Regions from separate parts of the Homo sapiens genome. Here region 2 is linked to region 1. A link is a loop called in an ENCODE intact Hi-C map of the cell type or tissue named here. Cell type or tissue: Calu3. All regions are shown on one strand. Each heading gives the region's core, and the rest is flanking DNA. Links, peaks and the distances in the headings are about the cores only. Region 1 overlaps LOC107986815 (a long non-coding RNA gene). Region 2 has its middle 24 kb from the start of SRI.

Region 1 (8,356 bases), core at 48-8,047:
TTTATACAAAAAAGCATTTTGCTCTTTCTCAATTTTGTTAGGAAAATCAGTTGCCTTTTTCAAGAAATAACAATATTATTTGCATAAAGCAATGTAAAATGTTAGTATTTCTTTTTGAGAAAAATAAATGTATGAGTTTGCAGTATTTAAAAATAATCTGATCAAACCAGGAAACTCAGGTTGAGGTATGGCAGAAGCACTGCCCTTCTGTGGTTCTAGCAGAGGCATCCACAGTGAGTTAGTTGCAGGGAATATACCTGTGGGGGAATGACCAAGTTATCCTAGGGTTATTGGAGAAAATTCACACCATAAGAGCAGGTACTCTGGATAATATCTGGGTATCCCTTCTGTATGAAATTAGAAGGAATTTATAATGTTTTAATATAAAACTAAATGGAATCACTGACCATTTTATTGGTGGGAGGTCAATGCTGTTGTTTCAAAAAGTAGAAAGCAGAGAGTTAGTCTGTAGAAACTGGACATTGAAAGTGGGGAGCACCTGTCTTAAGGTAGCTCTCAACCTAAGAAAAACTTTGGGTAAGTCCCCTTACTTTCAAAATATTCTTCAGTCTAAAGCAGAGGTTCTCAAAATTGAGGATGCATCAGAATCACCTGGAGGACTTGGTGTAGCACATTGCTGGGCTCATCCCCAGAGTTTCTGAATTAGCAGGATGGGATGGGGCCTGAAAATGTGTACTTTAACAAGTTCTTAGGTGGTGCTGATGCTGGCAGTCTGGGGCAAGACTTTAAGAACCACTGGGCTAAAGAATATGTAATGCCTACATCGTATTTTATGAATTAAGCGGGTAATTATAAACATGACAATGCCCTTTGAGTTGGAAAGTCACTTCTGTAATATGTAGGTAGGAAATGGTTACAAAACAATAGTAAAAAGGGAACTAACATTTTTTGTTAGTTACAGGAAAATTACTCAATACCTTTTCTTTAAAAAGAAAAACAATACTCAGAAGGATAAAGGCAAGAGAGAATCCTGTCAAAAATTTCAAAAAGACTTAGGTTTAAGCAGCACATGTGAGGTGGTTTAAAAATACGAACACATACACATACACCACTTTTTAATCTAATGTATTGCTTCTTCTTAATTGGCTGATAAATCACCAATAATACAATTAGACAATATTAGAATTATAGTAGACATTATTGTGTGATTTTCAAAACAGCTGATAATTACAACAATAGTAATAGAAAGTAAAGATTTTTTTTCTGGTTGGGGGAAATAAAAAAAAAACTATCATGGGAATTAAATTATCAAACAAATTCTTTTTGTGCCTCCCAGTTGTTCATCATGCCATAACAGTTGAACAGAATCAAGCCCATTTTCTTTTGAAGTTCACTTTTTGATTAATGAGGCAAGTGATAATAGAATAAATTGACATTAGTATTTTTTAAAGCAATTGTCAGTGAATATCCTGAGATGTGTACACATTCAACTCAATCTTGTGCTATTCTGACACTTCCATTTGCAATATTGTAAAATTATCTTAAATTTCCATGCTATGATCCTTTGTCCCCATATCATGGGGACATCCATCATCCATTCCCACATGGTATATTAGTCACCATTCTCCAGAACCTTCACACACACACACATACACACACACACCACATATAAAGACATTTATTATAGGGTATTGCCTCTTGTGAATTATGGAGGTCAAGTAGTTCCAGATCTGCTGTCTACAAACTGGAGACCCAAGAAAGCCTGTGATGTAATTCAAAGACCTGAGAGCCAGAGAACCAATGGTGTAGATATTATCCCCAGTCTCAAGGTTTGAGAACCAAGAGTGTTGAAGGCAGGAGAAGATTGATGTCCCAGCTCAAAAGCTAGGCAGAGAGAGCAAATCCAACATTTCTCCTCTTTTTTGTTCTACTCAACACCTGGATGGATGGGATGAAGCCCTCCCACGTTAGGGAGGGTCATCTGCTTTACTTAGTCCACCTATCCAAATGCGAATCTTTCTGAAACACCTTCACAGATACATCCAGAGATAATATTTAATCAGATATCTGGCATCCTGTGGCCCAGTCAAGTTGACACATATGTGTAAAATTAACCATCACACACGGACATTTAAGTATTACTTACAAAAACACGAACATGTACAGATACATGTTGCAAATATTTTCACCTATAGAAATGAGATGCTAAGGCTTTCCTAGATAATTGTCAATTATCTAGAATATGGAATTAATCAGAGTACCCCACTCCCTGTGATTTTGCTGTCTGAAAGGTGCATCACATAAGAAGATAAAATTGTTAGTCCCTAATGTCTTTGGGTCTTTTTAAAAATTTGATAATAGATTATGTTGAGGGACCCAAAGCAGCTATGTCCACAGGGCAAAGTGACATGTGGATCAAAGCCATTCTAACCAACTGAGATAATTATATACATCATAAATTCTGAAAAGAGGCATCATCCTTATAGGAAGTGAGTTAAAAATCAAAAGTCACTTCATTATTCCCTTTAGAAACATTTAGAATTTCTATATAATATGGTCATGTAAAAATCAAACCAACAGTACCTCAAAAAAAGAACAGCAATAAAAAGAACATATTCAGGAGTATTGAAATCCTTTTTATCATACTTATATAATGTATAAGACTTATATGATTAATCATTATCACCATAGCTAGTGTGTGATTTAGATCATTTAGGATATTAGAAATAATTCTCATGAGGAGATTTCACTTCAGCTCCTTGCAAACACACACGTACAACATATAGATGCTGAATGAAAGTATTCATTTCAGATGAGAGCATATTAGCTTGTTAGCCTGGAAATTCTGTCGAAACTCCTGACTAATCAAAAATATGTATTTGAACAATTTGCTGTTGTGAATTCAGCCTTTTGGAACCTTCTACCTCTCTTCAATTATAGTGTCAGAGTGTTCTGTTGCTTAATTCCCACAATAATTAAATAATTTATAAATAATGCATACCTCATCTCCTCCCAAGAAAGAATTTAAGGAGGAGGCTGCATTTAACTAGGAAACTACCATAAATATATAATGAGGTGGATTTCAGTACTCTCTCCTCGGTGACTGGAAGGTCACTCCTCCTTGCCAGGGAAACAGAGAAACACACTCTCTGCCAGCCTGTGGACAAAGTGAACAGGACAGGACAACACTGCCTCCTTCTGCTGGGATTGGCTCATGTTGGGGGTGGAAGGCTGATGGGTTAGTCCTTAGGAACATGAACCAGTTCAAATTTTGCCTCTTCCACACACTAGCTTTGTGATCTAGGAAAAGGCACCTGGTCTCTCTGTATTCATTTTCAGTTATTTTATTTCAGAAATAATTACTAAATTAATTATTTTAGTAATAATTATAGTTATCTCATGCAGTTGTTGAGAGGATTAAATGAGTTTTAAAAAATAGAATGTGAGAAAAATGCCTGGTGGTTAGTAAGTACTACTTGAGTGCCAACTAGTTAGACATAGCTTTCTATTCAATTAAGACGACAGTTCTTCAAAGATGCCACACTTAAACCAGTCCCAGTGCTGTGGTATCATAGGCACCTGCACTTTTCTTTATGACACATCTTCATTTGCAATTGATATTTAAGGCTCTGAATCTGTTTCTCCCATGAGGCTGTAAGCTCCAGGAAGGCTGGAATCTTGTCTGTCTGGCTTAACACTCTTATCTCTGGTATATACACAGTGCCCAACATGAAGCAGTTATTCAATAACTAGCTGTTGAATGAATGAATCCAGAAAGACATGCCTATAAACATGCTAATCGAGATGGGATTTCTAGTAATTATTTTGTTAGTTTTGCAAATTTTTATTATCTAAGTTTTGGTACTTACTGTGTTTTCTTTGTGCAATAATGAAAGTAAAGTCCTGTTATATCACCTCTATGTACTATTGTAAATCACTTCAGTAAGGCAGCAATAGAGCTGTCAGATGAAATTCATATTTTATTTTTTGTGGACCTCTGGAATAGGTTAGTAGTTTTCAATTGGGGGTAATTTTGTGATACGTCCTCCCTCCCCACTAGACGTTTGTCAATGTTTGGAGATATTTTTGATTGTCACAATTGCAGAAGTGCTACTGACATCTAGTGTACAGAGGGCAGGGATGCACAGGACAGTCCCTTACCACAGTGAAAACCATCAAGTCTGAAATGTTAATAGTGCAAAGGTTAAGAAACCCTGGCACAGATGGATAGAGCCTAGTAAAAAAAAAAAAAAAAGTTTGTATAACTTCCAAAATTGGTTGAGATGTTAAATAATATGACATCAGAATTTTAAAAGTTAATGAATAACTAAAAGTTAATAATTAAAAGAATTTATTGTAAATTTTTTGGTGGTTTGTATTTGCTTCATGGTGTAATTTGCTGATAGTTTTAGTATTTAATGTAGCATATTCACCAATATTATCTATGTCAGTAGAGAACTTTATAGTCTGCTACGTGTTTTTCTCTTTACAACCAGTGAAAGCGGTTTTAAAAGAAAAGCACCAATTGACTGTTTACATACTGCTGAATAACCACTTTGGCAGATTTATTTTTTTAAAGAACAGTTCATGAATAAATTTAGCCAAAGCTGTTAGGCAGAGAGTACAAATAACCATATTGCCTATAGAATGTTGCTTGTAGCTCTGGACTAATAAAGCACAAATAAGATAGGGATATCTAATGTTTATGTAGCTTGGTCTATTTGAGTTTAACACCTGGGATGGTGTTAGCCAGGATAGGTTAGGTTCTGCTGCAGTAACAACAACTCAGTGGCTTTAACGTAGCGAAAGTTTATTTCTTCTTCAGAGTAACTCTCCCATACAACTGCCTCTGTGTGACAACTCAGCAATCCAGCTGGGGAAGGTGGCATTATCCTGGAACTGCACTTTTTGGAACAGATAGCCTTATTAGTCAGTGTGGTGGGGAAAAGAGAACATGGTAAATTGCATGTTAACTCTAATGCTTTCACATGGAATTGACACAGGTGACTTCCAGTAACATTCTATTCACCTCACAAATAACACACCATGGCCAGATTCAGGGACCCAGGGAAGTTTAATCTACCCAGGTTGCATAGGAGAAACAAATATTTCTGAGCCTGAGTAATAGCTATCATAGCTAGCTTTAGTATTTGTTTACCTTTATATATGGTTGTTCAGTACGGTTATTAAGGAAGTATATTTGCTGAATGCACAGATACTATTTCTCATGCCAAATTAACCTAATTTCATTATGCTTATTTGGGTTCTCTATATCTCACTTAATGAATTTGTAAGGTGCTTCTAAATATTTAGGCTTCTAAATGAAAGTCTTTGCCAGATGCTATGGTCCCTGATTTCTCAAATAGGCTAACATATTCCACAGTACTGAATGCTAAAGGAAAAGATGGTGGTCTTTTCATTTTACATAATGGTAAGTAATCAAACATTATTTTTGTGGTAAATCAAAAATTGAGATACCTCAGAATGAAAATAAAGATGAATTTTTAAGATTAAAAAAAGAGACCTCCATGAAATTTTGTGCTGTGGCAGGCTGCTTTTTGCTATGCTCCAGGGGAAAGTATTTACTTTCCTCTGCTACCAAGACTACTTTACTGGACAGAAGCACTGCTTGTGTATCTAAGTTTTTATTCATCTTTGATATGGTTATTTTCTTGTCTTCATTTTGTTTTTTAATATAGCTCTTCTTCTGGGACCCATTATTATATACATCATAAAAACGGGGGATTTTTGCAAACAAGAATTCACAATTCTATTCTGTATCCTACTAACAGCTTGATAAGAGAAACTAAATAATACAATTGATCATTGCGTTCATTATTCTAGACCACTACATGGAATTGCGAGAAGATGGAGAACTATACCCACTCTTTCCTATTTTACCATGTGATTTGTCCACTTCTGGTTTATATTACCTATAGCTATCTGAGTCTGTATTTACACATTTATTCATTTTTCATCCATCAAACAACTTTTGAGCATCCACCCTATGGCATTATGCTAGGTACTGGGGATTAGGACAAAATGAATAAGACAGTGTCTCCCCTCAAAGACCTCACTTCTAGTAGGTGACGGCTACAGGGGTTATGAAATGTCTCATTCATTTCACTTATATTTATTGAGCACTGATATGTGACAGACACTGAGGAATACTATAGTGAATGAGAGGCAGTAGAGTGTAGTGTTTGAGAGAAGTGTCTCAGCAGTCAGACTGGAATCAAATTGCATTGTAAGGCCTCATGGAGGCTCTTCAGCTACCTTGTGCCTCAGTTTCCTTATGTGTAAAACTTGAATATTGTAGTTGCAATATTGTGATATAAGAAATTTAAATTTGGTCTTTGTCCCCATTTCCTGGCACAGAGTTCATTAAACCCTTGTAATTTCCTAAGAGATAGGAGTGTTAAGAGCATCTTTTGTTCTAATATTTGGTCTTTGACCCCAGTTCCTGATTCAGAATTCCTAAATCCTGTGGAATTTTCTGGGTGATAGAAGTGTCTTTTGTTCTAGTGAGGTGACTCTTGGTGGGTTCCTAGATAGCTTCAGGGTTGGGGTTGGTCACCAGAAAGACCAAGCTATGATTAGAAGCTGGGAACTTTCAGCCCCACTTTCACATTCTCCAGAAAGGAGATGGGGGCTGGAGATTGAGTTAATGATAGATTGTGCCTATGTGTTCAAGCCTCCATAACAAACCCTTAAAGACAAGGTTTGGAGAGCCTCTGGGTTAATTAACACATTCATGTGCTGGGAGGTGGATGCACCCCAACTCCATGGGGACAGAAACCCCTGCAGTAGTAATTCATCCTATGTAACTATTCATGTGGCTGGTTGTACCCTTTATCATATCCTTTATTATATAATAAATGTTGCAGGGCTTTTCCTTAGTTCAGCTAAAGATGGGGGTCGTTATCACACAGCCACGAAAATTTAGGCTCACAGATGATTCGAAGAGTGAGAAAAATGGGATTTATTGGGCAAAAAGGGGAAACAGACTCTTAGCGAAGTGAGAGTGTGCTTCCTGCCTGTGGGCTTCCCGCCTCGCAGGTTGAATCCCAGATTCCACACAGGAAGAGGAGGGGCCGGGCTCCTCCCCTATGAAAAGGGCACTAACTTCCGTGGTTCCAGCCTAGTGTGCAGGCCAGCTGCAGTTTTTCCAGGAAGCCCTTCCCACCTGTCTGTCTCACAAGTAAGCATAAACAAGTGTTTCTCTGAATTCTGTGAGTCCTAACAAATGATGAAACCTGAGGAGGGTGGTCATGGTAACCACTGATTTATAGCCAGTTGGTCAGAAGTGCTAGAGGCCTGAACTTGCATTTGGTATCCGAAGTGGGAGGCAGTCTTGTGGAACTGAGCCTTTAATGTGGGATTTGATGCTAACTCCAAGTAGATAGTGTCAGTACTGAATTGAATTGCAGGACACCCAGCTGACGTTTGGGTAGTTAGAGAATTGCTTGGTGTGGAAAAAAACCCCACATATTTGGTGTCAGAAGTATTGTGAGAGTACAGAGGAAAAAAAATTATTTTTCTTGTACAGTAGTTTATCAGAAAACCGGTTACAAATATTACTTTAAAAAACAGTGAGAAAAATACAGCTCTATCATTTTCTGGTTTTTATGTAACACTTTTTTTTTTTCTCAAATCATGGAAAAAAGCCATTGCAAATCACATTCTTCAAGGGACTTAACCAGGTAAGACGTTTGATCCAAGGGCAAGACAACCCCAATCAGAAGTTTCGTTTTGCAGAAGCCGCTTCCATTTTACCAGGCTCTGAAATTCTAAAACATCTCCTGTCTTCCCCTATTACCAGGGCCTTGTGCTTGCTTTAAGAGTGGGCATTCATCAGGGGTACAGGTAATTGTCAACAACCTAAGGGGCTACCTTGGCACCAGAGCGGCAAGTGCCTGCTACTTAAGAATTTTATATTGCCTTCATGAAAGAGCTTCACCAGTGTGATTTAACTTTGCAAAGGAATAGATATAGAAAGAACTCAGTGGAGACCCATTCTTTGGTAATATTTGCATTTTATAGGAAGCGTACATATAAATTTCCCATTCTATAGTAGTATGGCTTTAATCTTAATGAATGCCATTTTGGTGGTACTCTTCAGAGAGTAGAATTAACATTCACATGTGAACTGGAAATGTTAAAGTGTTACTAGTCTCCTGAAGGTTTTGCTTCTGGCTATGCAGTTTCAGAGATTTCATCATAGTTTAGGTATAGCAAAATACCACCATTTCTGCATACTAGAATGAAACTCTCCAAGGTTTCTTTATACTTTAGGCTAAGGCTTGATTTTTTTAAAACAGAAAAGAAGGTTTTCCTAGACCCTGAATATAACCTGATGTCAAAAATCAATTGAAAAACCAGTAAAAATTTGTCA
Region 2 (8,356 bases), core at 162-8,161, 110 kb before region 1:
AGTAATGGTTTGTCTGTAAGTTTATACTGGGGATAAGTATAAGTTATACTGGGAGGTGGGGGAAGAAAAGATAATTAGTGGGGCCCTGAGGTCTTGAAGGAAAACTGGGCCTCAATTATATGTCATGGAAATATAAATCCCATAAGAATATTTTTTAGCTGGTCCACTTTGTGGGAGGCCCCATGTCTTGTTTGGTGATCACATACGTACCTAGAAGCCACAGAGGAAGACGTTCATTAAAGTATTGTTTACATAAGCAAAAATCAAAAATAATCTAATGCTAACTATTAAGAGTATGATTAAATAAATGGTATTAAATGCACTGTACATTTATTTAGTGGAATATTAGGCAACCACTAGTACATGGTTATGAAACCTAAGTAGCACCATAAGAACTTGTTACAATACTTAAAAGCAAAAAAAGCAGCATACAAAATAATATTCATACTATGATTACACTTGTGTGAAAAATGCATGCATAGGCAGAAAAAAGATTGAAAAGAAATATGTCAAAAAGATAATGATTGAGTGAAGTTCATGCAATTAAGAGTGTTTTTTTTTGTTTTTACTTCCCAAATAAACTATAATGTAGCAGTATTAGCTTGCATTTCAAAAAATAATTTAAAAAATATAGAGACGTGAATAGAAGATCCATAAACCTTACAAGAATTATAGGGAGAAAAACTACTTACAATTAATTTTTACAGGTGAAAAAATACTAACCTTACATTTATTAAGAGAGAAGTCAAGATAATACATAAGATATGAACCACAAATTGCACCCCCTCTCTAACAGTTATAATATTATCAGGAAATTTCAAAAAATAAGATGTTCTACCTATTTTGGTTAACAATATCTATGAAGTTGTAATGTACTTTATATTCTAATTCTACTGAATACAACTTAGTCCACTTCAAACTGTACACACATTATTAGAGCCTAAGGTATCACTAATAGCAGCCAAAATAAAAAATACATCACATAGAACCCTTTCTGTACTAAAAACACACAAAAAATTAGCCAGGTGTGGTGGTGGGTGCCTGTAATTCCAGCTACTTGGGAGGCTGAGGCAGGAGAATCTCTTGAACCTGGGAGATAGAGGCTGCAGTGAGCCGATGAGCCGAGATTGACTCATTGCACTCCAGCCTGGGTGACAGAGCGAAACTTCCTGTCAAAACAAAACAAAACAAACAAACAAAAGGATGTAAATTGCACATAGTGTTGGTTATATGAATGTTACCTTTCTTCAAGAGTACAATCATTTAATCTTAAATAACATTGCTCCATGGAATCAAATACTTAGATATTTTACAAAATGAAGCAGTTGTTACCAATTAAAAAAAAAAAAAACCAGGTGACACCATCCCTGGTAAATTGAAGTCTTCCTTTCAAAGGCAGAAGTTCTGTTAAGTGACCTATTAATTGGGATTATTAGTTGCCTAAGCTACTCCCATCCATCCATCCATCCATCCATCCATCCATCCATCCATCCATCCATCTATCCATCCATGCACTAATTAATTAAAACAAATACACACTGGCCGTCTTTTCCATGTCAGGCTCAGAGTGTTGGGCTGTTAAAAAGTTAAATCCCACAAGGGATAGTTCTTTGGAATCATGTACAGTTTTCACTTCTTGTTTCCCCTGAAGTACATAAAAGTGAGTTGTGTTTACCATACACTTTGAAGAACTTCAAGTCTAATCCTTTTTTTTTTTTTTTTTTTTTGAGATGGATTCTGCTCTGTCGCCCAGGCTGGATTGCAGCGGTGTGATCTCGGCTCACGGCAACCTCTGCCTCCTGGTTTCAAGCAATTCTCATGCTTCAGCTTCCTGGGTAGCTGGGATTACAGGCGCGCGCCACCATGTCTGGCTCATTTTTTTTTTTTTTTTTTTTTGTATTTTTAGTAGGGACGGGATTTCGCCATGTTGTCCAGGCTGGCCTTGAACTCCTAGCCTCAAGTGATCTGCCCTCCCAAATGCTGGGATTACAGGCATGAGCCACTGTGCCTGGCCCAAGTCTAATCTTTTTCATCCAAGATTCCATATCTCCAAAAATTGGGCACCAATTTACTTTCCCACTTTTTTCCTTCCAACAAGTCTGGGTAATTCCCATGGGATTGTCAGCCTGTTCTTGTCTGCATTTTTTGTTTGTTCATTAGTTCATCTGTTTATTAACGTTTTGAGTACCTATTATAAAGCTAATGTAAAGCTTGGTGCTCTGGGGTGATATGAACAAAATGCAAAAATTAGTTTGCGCTGTTCTGAAGCTTAGAATTAATCACCTCTTCTCTGCGACCCTGAAGTACTTTGTACATGCTCTGGTGCAGCTTTTTCATACACTGTTAATGGGTTAATCACCCATATATGGTAAATCTCCAGCACCTGGTAAAATAAGTGACTTATATTAGACATCTGTATACTTTGTAAACATATAGTTTATACAGAGAAACATGACATCTACACATGTAATACACATATAATAATACTATCAATACAAGTTATAGTTAGGAGACAAAGTGAGTTGTATTAACAGGAAATACTATAACAGTGCTAAGAAAAGGAAAAACCAAATAATTCCTTTGTTCATGCTGTATTTTCATCATTAAATGTCCTTCCTCATCTGTGTTCTATTCCATACCCAGCTGAATACTTCTTCTGTGATGTCACCCAAGACTACAGCTCTTATCACGTCTTGATGAATTAAATCTCTTTTTGCAACAACTTATCAAGTATACATGAATCCTCAATAAAATTATAAAACTTTCGGGCAGTCACTGGTAACATTTGCCTCTATGTCTCTTACAGTATCTTGTAAAAAACAGATCCTCAGAAATTATGGGATGATTTTGTTTGCCAGATGCATGGAATGAGCTACTTTAAATTTCACATAAAATTCTAAAGTAGACTCTTATGAATAAAATATTGAATGTAATGCATACATGCTATTTTAACTACTTGTATCTGTGTAATGCTTTACAGTATATAAATGTTTTATATACATTTTACTGCTGGATATTTTAAAATTTGTTATTCATGTTTATAATCTTTGTTTTACAGATGATTATAATCAGGTTAATTTAAGTCAAAGTAACTTGCCCCTGGTTTCACTAATAAATAGCCAAGTTAGATTTGAATTTAGGTCTTCTCAAACCAAATCTCTTGTTTTCTAATAATATTATATAGTGTACTAAATGTCCACATTAATTTAATTATAGAATACGAAAGCGATTAGATTCTGCTTAAGTGGTAACTGACACAAACATCATAAAAAGTAATAGGTTGTTATTAAAAAACAAGTTATTAGCAAAAGGCAAAATTTAGAAAAATTAGAAAAAGTCATGAATACACTGTGATTATATCAGGGCTAATTTCATTACCTCACACAAAAACAGTTAATTTACAAAGATAGGTTGCTAAAACCTCAGGGTTTTTTTTTTTTTTTTTTTGACAAATTGAAATTTTTAATGTAGACTTCTGCAAGACACTACTAGAAAAAAATATATATAATGAACATTAAAAAATTTAATTCTCAGAAAAGGATGAAAAACACTGATTTATAAGAAAAGAAAAAGGAGGCCTTAAACTCGGGAAAATTAAAATGGCAGTAAATTGAATGGAAGAAAACGAGTCTTTAAGGAGTGATCTAGTGCTGTGTCTCACAGGAATATGGAAAAGAGATCACCAACTTGTAGTTTCTATTACTCTATGTTTATTTGTTATTCATTTTTTTCTACATTAAGTAGCTTTTTTTTATTTTTAGTTTTTAGTTTCAAAATGTGTAGTATTTTATGTTTGGTGATTTTACAGCTAATGTTGCATTTCACTGAAGCTTGGTCAGTGGTATACTGCCCATATCCACAAGGTGTCATTATAACATTGTATTTGGTTTGAAACCTTTCTTGCATTTTTCACTCATTTGTTTTCGCATTTACAGTAAGCTTCAACAAGGACATTTCACAGTGGGTGCCACTGGAGGATGCTAGTTGCTCTGAGGGAAATTGCTAAGGCTAGAGGAGTTTTGAAAAAAGCTGAAGGCTGGACCAATGAAGCTACTGATGGGCAACACTGACCAGAACTGGAACAATTGGAAGCAATGTTGTTTTCCTCTTTTCTCACCTTTCACTCCCATTATGTAACCCTAGTAACAAAACACAATAGGCAGTTAGTGGGCAAGGGAGTCTGGGAAAGATATTCCGCAGAGTCCCAGCACAGAGCAGAGTAGAACAGAGTAGGATTGGAGCTGAGAGATAGTAAGTAAATAGGCAGCAGAAATATGTCAAGCAACAATACCCCATGTAAGTAGAAGGGGATGGTGGTTGGAATCCTTGTATTATTTAGAAGGAGAGTAAAAATGTTGATTCTCTTTAAAATTCAAAAAAGTTAAATATGCATATTACAATTTCTAGGGTACCTACTATAAAGACCAAAATAAACTTTCAAAGCAGAAACAGGAAACAAAAATGGGATGAGGGGAAATAGTCCATTAATCCAAGAAAAGGCAAGAAAGGGGAAATTATTATTATAAAGCAACATAAAATGAGATATGTGAAATAAATCCAAATATATTAGTAATCACAATCAATTTAAATGGATTGAACTTTCCGGTTAAAATAGATTTGATTTATCAAAACAACATAATACAGGCATAAAAAGACATACGAACCAATGGAACAAGATAGAGAGCCTAGAATTAAATCCACACATTTACAGTTAGTTGATTTTCAACAAAGATGCCAAGAATGTATAATGGGAAAAGGATAGTCTCTGTGTGAAATGATATGTAACCTTTAGTGTCTTCTATCCTTGATGCACATGCTATTTAGAAATCTGGAAAGCAGTTGGAAATGGAATCATTTATGTCAAGTATAAACATTGATATGATCTTTAGCTTAATTAAAACCACAGGAACAGACCTGAAAAAATAATCAAATTTCCAAGCAGGTACTTGGAAAGTCTATCCTGAGATATCTGATTGATTAGACATCCTGCAAGCAGCAAAGCCTTTCTGTAGCTATCTCTCAGAAGCTAATGCTTTTATGTTAGTCACATATGCAATTTCCTCCCGCAGGCTATTTATGAGTTTTTATTTTTATTTTCTAATGGAAAAAATTATTCAACTACATAAACATAGTTAGCATTAAAAATTATTTTAAATCATATATGAAGAATTTCATTTGTATATTTCTAACATTTGGGTAACCTGTTAGTATAGATTTTATTTCCTTTCTACCTTTGTCCTCCTAAATCAGAGAAACAACTTATTTTATCCTGTATTTCAAAGCAGATCAATGACTGAATTCTATAAATACTTCAGAATTATGTTATGTGTGTGTCTGTGTATGTGTGTATACCCTTATATATACACACATGCATATATCTACATTTATTTCTTTATTCAACTAATATTTACAAGCATGGACTATGTGTAGAATAGTCTTAGAGGTACAGGGAGGGCATAGGATAGACAAGACAAAGTTATTGTTCACTGTGTACCTTCATTTATTTTGTATATTCTTCCATATATTTTTAGGTATCCTTTTAACTCTTTAGGCCCCTTTATAGCTCTAAATATTTCCATCTATTATACATACATGTGTAGTTTGTTTCTCTATTCCTGTCATGAAGACATCCTATCATTAGTAATGTAATTAATATACATTTGGTGCTTTTTAAAGAAACAATTGACACAAAATAATTGTACATATTTGTGTACATAAGATACAAATACGTACATAAATATGTGTACATATTTGGTACTATGTGATGTTTTGATACACATATACATTGTGTGATTATCAAATCAGGGTAATTAGCATATCCATCATCACAAACATTTATCATTTTTTTGTAGTAAGAACATTCAAAATGTTCTTTCTAGCTATTTTGAAATATTCAATACATTATTGTTAACTATATTCACTCTACTGTGCAATAAGACAATAGAACTCATTCTTCCTATCTATTTGTAACTTTATACCCATTGACCGATCCTCCCTATTTCCCCTCCACTTTCTCCTTTCCCCACTTGCTGGTAACCACTGGTCTATTCACTGCTTTTATGAGATGAACTTTTTAGATTCTACTTATAAGTAACATCATTTGTCTTTCAGTGTCTGGTTTATTTCAAGTAACATAATCTCTTTCATGTTGTCTTATACGACAGGATTTTATTCTTTTTTATAGATGAATAGTATTCCATTATGTTTATATACCACATTTTCTTTATCCATTCATCCATGGATTAACACATAAATTGATTTTATATCTTGACTATTGTGAACAGTGCTACAATGAACGTGGAAATGCAGGTATCTCTTTGTTGTGTACTATGTACCTTCTAGTCTTAATATGGTAGCTCTATTTTTATATTTTTGAAGAACCTCCATACTGTTTTCCGTAATGGCCATAATAATTTACATTCCCACCAAAGGTTACAAGAGTTCTCTTTTCTCCATATCCTCTCCAATACTTGTTATCTTTTGTTTTCGATAATAGCCATTCTAACAGGCATGAGGTGATATCTTGTGGTTTTAGTTTGCATTTCACTTATGATTAGTAATTTGAACATCTTTTCCTATGCTTTCTGGTCATGTGTATGCCTCCTTTTGAGAAATGTCTATTATGGTGTTTTGCCCATTTTTAAATCATATTATTTGTTTGTTTTGCTATTGAGTTGTTCGAGTTTTTTAGATATTCTGGATATTAACCCCTTGTCATAGGTATAGTTTACAAACATTTTTCTCCCATTCTGTAGGTTATCTCTTCTCTCTTGATTGTTCCCTTTGTCCATTTTTTTATATTATTGCCAGAATTTTTGGAGTCATATCCAGCAAATTATTTCCCAGGCCATTGTCCTGAAATGTTTCTCCAAGTTTTTCTTCCAGTAGTTTCATAATGTCAGGCCTCATGTTTAAGTCTTTAATCCATTTGGAGGTGATTTTTGTACATGGTGTATGATAGGGATCTAGTTTCAATCTTCTGTGTATGGATATCTAATTTTCCCAGCACCGCTTATTGAAGAGACTGCTCTTTTCCCCAGTATGGGCATCTTTGTTGAAAATCAGTTGGCTGCAGTTACATGAATTTATTTCTGTGGTCTTTATTCCTTTCCATTGGTCTGTATGTCTGTTTTTAATGCTTATATCATCCTGTTTTGGTTGTGTTGTGTTTTGGTTGTGACAGGGTGATCCCTGTGATATACTGTTTTGTTGTGATGCCACCAGCTTGTTTTATTTTTTTTCTGCTAAAGAAAAATTTGGTGTATTTTGTTGTTCTATACACATTGTAAGATTTTTTTTCTATTTCTGTGAAGAATGTTGTTGATATTTTGATAGGAGTTACATTGACTCTGTAGATCCCTTTGGGTAGTATGGACATTTTAATAATATTAACTATTCCAATCCATGAACATGGGATATCTTTCCATTTATTTGTGTTCTGTTCAACTTCTTTTACTTATGTTTTATAGTTTTCGGTGTAGAGATCTTTCACCTTCTTTTAAAATTTATTTCTAAGTACTTTTTTGTATTAATAGTTACATGAATGGTATTGTTTTCTTGATTTCTCTTTAAGATAGTTTATTACTGGTATATAGAAATGCTACTAATTTGGGTATGTTGATTTTGTATCCTACAACTTCACTGAATTTGTTTAAGAGTGCTAATGGTTTTTGGTGGAGTCTTTAGGGTTGTCTACATATACAGTCATGTCATCTGCAAATGAGGACAGTTTGAATTCTTATTTTCCAATTTGGATACCCTTTATTTGCTTCTCTTGACTAATTGCTATGGCTAAGACTTCCAATACTATGTTGAATAGAAGTGGTGAAAATCAGCATCCCTGTCTTGTTCTAGAACTTAGAGAAAAAACTTTCAACTTTTTCTCATTTAGTATCATGTTAACTGTGGGTTTATCATATATGGACCTTGTATAGTATGTACCTTCTAATCCTAAGTTGTTGATTTTTTTTAATCAAGAAGTGATATTTCATTTCATTTAATGCTTTTTCTGCATTTATTGAAATGATCATATGGTTTTGGTCTTTCATTCTTATGTGATATATATCACATTTATTGACTTGCGTATATTGAACCATCTTTGCATCACTGGGATAAATCCCACTTGACCATCATAGATAATCTCTTTAATGTGCTGTTAAATTCAGTTTGCAAGTATTTTGTTGAGGAGTTTTGCATCTATGTTCATCAGAGATATAGTGTTCTTTTTGTGTTGTGTTTTGCTCTGATTTTGGTATCAGGGTAATTCTGGCCTTGTAGAATGAATTAGGAATTAAGTAATCTCCTTCAATTTTCTTGAGTAGTCTGACAATAATTTGGTATTAGTTCCTCCTTAAAT

What was found. Hi-C counts contacts between places; a loop is a spot of excess contacts. Peaks named below come from ENCODE experiments on the same cell type or tissue, not always from the same donor. Only the 100,000 strongest peaks of a DNase experiment are listed, where the experiment ranks them.
Region 2: a loop joins it to region 1, with 11 times the contacts of the local background. A loop is called at or near these places in 67 of 110 quality-filtered maps.

What each region holds. Positions count from the first base shown.
Region 1 is chr7:88,354,344-88,362,699 of GRCh38, forward strand. All of the region lies in intron 1 of LOC107986815 (a long non-coding RNA gene), which reads left to right. Among named protein-coding and RNA genes, the nearest start is that of STEAP4, 52 kb to the left of the region's middle. In Calu3, for the core only: no CTCF peak of the experiment used is centred there; a DNase peak (open chromatin) is centred at 3,148.
Region 2 is chr7:88,239,582-88,247,937 of GRCh38, forward strand. No RefSeq gene overlaps it. Among named protein-coding and RNA genes, the nearest start is that of SRI, 24 kb to the left of the region's middle. In Calu3, for the core only: a CTCF peak has its summit at 3,929; a DNase peak (open chromatin) is centred at 3,980.